Linked DNA regions of Homo sapiens: region 2 is linked to region 1. Evidence: chromatin contacts called from ENCODE Hi-C or POLR2A ChIA-PET data. All regions are on one chromosome and are shown on one strand. Each heading gives the region's core, a stretch centred on a gene start or an enhancer-like site at or near the end of the contact. The rest is flanking DNA. Distances are from core to core; before and after follow the strand shown.

Evidence for each region. Hi-C counts contacts between places; a loop is a spot of excess contacts on that map. ChIA-PET counts read pairs that join two places held with the same protein, here RNA polymerase II (POLR2A). Pooled maps may share reads with other maps.
Region 2: a loop to region 1 is called in a map of heart right ventricle, with 14 times the contacts of the local background. The contact joins two enhancer-like sites. A Hi-C loop is called at or near these places in 3 of 168 maps with a recorded cell type or tissue (IMR-90, ascending aorta and heart right ventricle), 1 of 37 single-sample maps with no recorded cell type and 1 of 50 pooled maps. POLR2A ChIA-PET finds 5 or more read pairs at or near these places in 5 of 52 experiments (BJ, CD4-positive, alpha-beta T cell, Caco-2 and 2 more).

Annotation. Positions count from the first base shown.
Region 1 is chr1:183,163,077-183,165,892 of GRCh38, forward strand. No RefSeq gene overlaps it. Among named protein-coding and RNA genes, the nearest start is that of LAMC2, 22 kb to the right of the region's middle. Within about 2 kb of position 1,440, at least 6 of the 41 ENCODE cell types and tissues checked have a DNase peak (open chromatin) inside an H3K27ac peak, as active enhancers do; they include PC-3, where a contact is called at or near this core.
Region 2 is chr1:183,208,190-183,211,005 of GRCh38, forward strand. The region is part of intron 2 of LAMC2 (laminin subunit gamma 2); the gene reads left to right. Among named protein-coding and RNA genes, the nearest start is that of LAMC2, 23 kb to the left of the region's middle. RefSeq lists an enhancer at 1,510-1,639. Within about 2 kb of position 1,487, at least 3 of the 41 ENCODE cell types and tissues checked have a DNase peak (open chromatin) inside an H3K27ac peak, as active enhancers do; they include PC-3, where a contact is called at or near this core.

The sequences.
Region 1 (2,816 bases), core at 190-2,689:
AATGACTAACCATGGAATTTAAAATGGGTTAGGAGGGCTATGATGGTAAAGGAAGGTGGGAGAAGTGCAAAGGTGGCAGGTTCAATGGATCGTAGGCTCCAGAGGGTTGAGATATTATTAAAGTCTGGGCACTCGAGTGACTGAGCTTCAAGAATCAACGGTGGTGATTAGAGACGGGGTGCTTGAAACTGAGGTTGTGGAAAAAGTACACGTGATTGAAATGGCACCATCTAGATGTGATCACAGTAGTGAGTAGCTGAAGTAGGTGTTTTACTAGATAATTTGTTTGGTTAAGTAATCACACTTTTCTCTCTTTCAATCCTGTCCCAGTTGAAGCCACTTCAGTACATTGTCCTGAAGTTTTATTTCTCAAATAAAGCCTAACGAAATATTTATTCACTTTGTCAGCCCATAGGCCATGAATGACACATCGTGACTCATGGATGTCCTGGCTCTTTGCATCCTGCACACAGACACATGATGGACACTTGATGAGACTCCTTGATACAAAAGGGTGGGTTTGAGTCCCACATGAACACTAGCGTGCATGCTTGGGGTTGATGAAGTACACTTGTGTAATTTTTGTAAAGCCAATGGTTTAAATAGGGATATCTGATTTACTCTAACCAAATATCAGATTACTGTATTTCCTTTTGTGGTTCCATGTGCATTCTGCAAACTAGCATTCTTTTAGTGTACCTCTGCAGGCAAAGAATTTGGAAACTACATACCTATAAAACATTAATCAAAGCCCTTAGATTGACTGGATCCCACCCACCACTCTCCCCGCTGAGCAATTGAGTTAATTAAAAGAAAAATATCTCAAGAATATAAGCTCATATCAATAATCTCATTTAAAAAAATAAACAAAGATTTCCAAAATTCCAAGTGAGCAAAGGGTGAGCAAAACTTTGACTTATACTGTCTGTATTAACTATAGTGCTGAATAAAAATAATGGTTAAGAATGAACAAGATCCAAAATCTTCCAGAAAGATCATAATAATCATGCTTTAGATAGTGGGTGACACATTGAGGACACCTAATTTGTTAAATGAAGGTGTGAGTGTGCCTAATCTGGAAATGAAGTGCCATACTTTAGAAAAATACTGTTAGCAGGGGTATAGTTGGCCAGAAACCACTTGCAACACCAACATGTTCTTCCCTGAACTTTCTGTGTAATGAAGGCAGTTCTCCATTTGCTGCATTTGTAGGAAATGGGGAAACTGAGGAGGCTCTGAAATGGCCATGAGAATTCTTTTTAAGAATCTTCACCACAATTACACTGGAGCTGTTCAAGGACTTTTTTCCTTCTGCTCATTTTAATGGCCTGAGATAATAGATCAAAATGAAGGCCTGTCCTCAGATGTGTATGAAAGCACAGAAGAACAGGATAAGACAGGAATCAAGGCCTCTACCACTGGGGAATGCAGGTTGCTATATACCAGGCAATGGGTGGGTTTCCAAGGAGATGTGTCAGAGCCTTGGAATGCTGCAACTGGGCTGTGCCTGACCCAAGGTGGGGGCGGGTGCAAGGAACCTGCTGGCACATTAGAGGTCTTTTCTTCTGGAGGCAAACTTTGGAGAAATGTACAACACTAGCCTATGTCTGTAAGTTCATGCTTTGGGAACAAAGTTTGAATTGCTTTCAGAGAAAAAAAATATACTGATGGGGTGAAGATAATGGTGGCTAATTTTGATCTGACCAAACAGATATAAAAACTACAGGCTGATCCAACAATAATCTTCTCCCATTTTCTTTCAAATGAGCAACCCTAAAGCATATACTTTTTAGTTTTACAAGGAAGGAGTCTCTCCAAGGAAAAGTTCAAGTGGATTTTTGGTTACCCAGCAAATTATTCTAATTAAGACATGGCTTTTATTCTAAAAATAATAATAATAATAATAATAAAAGGGTGTGTGTATGTGTATGATTTTTAAGAGCATGTTAATTCTAGGACAGTCTGAACATCTGTGTCTTAGGAGAGGCATGTTTTAGGAGATTGCCTCCTTTTGGAGGAGGGGCAGGATGCCTGCCTACAAAGGGCGCCCAGTGGCCTGGAACACCAAAAGCACATTCTCAGGGCATGCAGAGGTAACTGGTTGAAACTTGCCAAAGGATGCTTTTCCATTTGGCTCACAGCAATTCATTTATATTGGTTTTGACCATCCCACTCATTTTATTTTTAAGTCCTTATTCATTTTCGGGCCTTTCCGTATAGGGTTAGCAAGGAATTACTAATTCCGGATCTGCCCACTGTGACACTCAACTAGAAGATTAAGTCAGGTTTTAGAAACCTTGTTTTTGTCATATTTCCCCCATGCCCAGGCTTAAGAACACTCCAAATACTAATAATTACAGGAAATTCCATCAATTTGGGGGAATTGGCTTTAGACTATTTTTTAGTTGGTGTTCAGTGAAAATAAAATAATTCATTCAAGTAAAGACTAGATGGGAAAAATTACTTGAGGAGAAAAGACAAATCTCCCTTACAGAGGAACTACAAATAATTTATGTAGATGTTCTGCCCTCAAGGAGATGCAGGATAACTCACACTCCTTAAGTGTGGGCAGCACATAGCGAATTCCTCTCAGAGCACAGTATTGAAAAGGGCGGGGAGAGTCATGTTACCATGGGCAACACTACAAACTACTTCACCCAGGGGCTCCAGAGTAACCCCAACAGTGGGAAGTACTCTTGACACAATGAAATGAAAATGGCACTTGCCTCTGTGGTCTTCCTCACCAAAACTAGTAACCCTGTTCTATTATAATCATGAGAAAAACATCAGACAAACCTCAACTGAAGGATGTTCTA
Region 2 (2,816 bases), core at 237-2,736, 45 kb after region 1:
AAAGCAAGCAGGCCAAGAGGGAGATGTTCAACCTCACCAACAACTGGGAACCTACCAGACATTGGTCTTTTTAGCAGTTTCAATCTGAAAGGAAACATGTTTCTCTTAAGTAGGGGTTGGTGGAACCAGTTGGGACCTTGAGGGCATGTTGTCTTGAATTCTAATACAAAGAGTCACATTATTAACTTTTCCAGGCAGGTGACAGTCTTTTGCAAGCAGATGACAAAGGAAGCTTGCACTCTTTCAGGGATAGTTCTTCATATCCATAGCCATCCATTTGACCAACCTCTTGAAAAATAAGGAATTAGAAAGATCTGTTTCTAGTGCTGTGCTAGGTGCTAGCAATATGAAGTTGTACTAATAAAGGAGACAGACAAGTAAACAGGAAAATTGAAGTCTTTCATTAGGTTGCTAAAAAGATAAAACAAAATAACAAATAGGAAACACCTAATGGGGTGGCTGGTTCATAGGAGAGCTAGTTTGTTTTTTTGTTTTGTTTTGTTTTTTTGAGACAGGGTCTCACACTGTTGTCCAGACTGGAGTGCAGTGGTGCCATCTCGGCTCACTGCAACCTCCGCCTCCTAGGTTCAAGCGATTCCCCTGCCTTAGCTTCCTGAGTAGCTGGGATTACAGGCACCCACCACCACGCCCAGCTAATTTTTTGTATTTTTAGTAGAGATGGGGTTTCATTATGTTGGCCAGGCTGGTCTCGAGTGCCTGACCTCGTGATCCACTTGCCTCAGCCTCCCAAAGTGCTAAGACTACAGGTGTGAGCCACCGCGCCTGGCTAGTTGTTTTTTTTTTTTTTTTTAAAGTATCCCACACAGTGCTATATTCATATAACTGTAGGTCTTTGCTGTACACACAGATACATACACTGTGCTGTATTCATTGTGGACAGACAGTAAAGACAAGTTAGTAAATATAAAGGGGGAGAGAGAGGTGGTTCTGTAAATAAGATTTTTTTTTTAAACGGTTCATTTGTCTATTATCTTTCTGGCATTATCTACTTTTCTTTGCTAGAAAGTGTTTAACAGCATCCTGTGATAAATATTGATCCACTTAAAGCATACAGCCTTATTGCATGGCAATGACTTAGTGTAGTAGGTCTGTGGAACCAACTGATAGCTGCAGCTTGAAAGAATCTAAAAATGGGCAGATTCTGGTGCAGCCATGAGTTGCTGGTAGAGTGGTTTGGGAGTCTTATAGAAAACTGGGTGACCCTGTGGTGAGATAGGCCCATATCGCAGCAGTCACCCCCCAAATTCACCTAAGTTGCTGTCACAATGTGGTTTGACTCAGATTAGTTTAGCTTTGTTGTGTGGAATTTGCATCCAGAATCTTTTGGATTTAGCAGTCCTCCCTATGAATCAAAGAACTTCATAAAAAAATTAAAAGACAAATTATTGCATTTTAATGGGCATTTAACCTCTCTGAAGAGCTCCTATTGCCTTAGGTCATGCAGCTTCATTGTGAGTCACCAGAGTTGGGTCATCCCAGTGAAATGATCAGTGAGAATGAAACTAGAAATTTAATTGGCTCAGCTTGAAAGCCTGGCCTGAAGACAAGGTTATTAGTCTCAGGGTAGACCAGGAACCTGCTGCCTAGCACAGAAGGATGGTAAAGAAGGATTTACCATGTCATCTCTTCTGTTTCAGCATGTAGTCTACTGCTTGCCCAGTGGTAAGGGCAAGTGAAACTGGCTCCTTCTTTTTATTTGGGTAATAGATATCCCAGACTCAGTGGGAACAGCTTGGCAGGAAGTGGTGGAGCCCAGTATTGATTTATGTCTTATATGATAGTTAACATGTGCCATGTGCCAACCCTGGGCCAGGCACTTTTCTAGGTGCTTTTAATCCAGTAATTAATTAATCTTCACAAATAACTAAAGAGGGGGCTATGTTTTTTCCCATTTCACAAATGATGTAGCAGAGACTTAGGGAGGGAGGGGAAGAAACTTGTCCAAGGTCATAGAGCTAAGGGGCAGAGTAAGAGTTCAGGACCAGGTTTGTTGACATCAAAGGTAATAATGTAGAGTACAGTGGTGGGTTATGGAGCCAGGCAGCCAGGGTGCAAATCTGGACACAACCACCATCATCATTAGGTCACTCTGGGCAGGTTCCTTAACCTCTTGCTGCTCCAGCATCCCCATCTGTTAAAGAGTGTTCATGATATTCATGTCATGGGATCCTGTGGAGATAAAATGGTGTTTGACAAGCACATGGCGGGCAACTCAGTAAATTGTGAATTGATGTAGTTGTTTTTCTTATTAAGACAGTGGGGAAACTGAGACCTAGAAAAATTAATGAATGGCCTAAAGTCTTCCAGCAACTGATTGCAAGAACTAAAGTTGTAAGCCAGATCTTCTGATCAAGAATAATTCTCTTATTCCCTCCATATGAAAGAAAAAAAAATCAGAATGGCATTTTTCAATGCCCAAAAGCAGACAATTTATGTGTACACAAAAAGCTTGATGGATATTATTTCCTAAGATCTGACTAATGCTTTATAATTTTCCAAAACATTATCATAGATGATGTCCTTCTTAGTCCTCATAACAGTCTGACAACAATGTGTTAACACATCCACTGTTAAAGAGATGAAGAAACTGAACTTTCAGGGTCCAAACTGCAGAGGCTGAAAGACACATTGGTGACAGAGACTGTTCCCACCATGTGCTGTCCCCAGCTGCTCCTCAGCTGCACATGTCACCAAACCACTAGCACAAGTTTAATTCCCTATGTGATTTCTCAGTATCCCAATTAGCCAGAGGATATTTTTCACTTTCAGATAATAACTTGACAGGGAAATCTGTT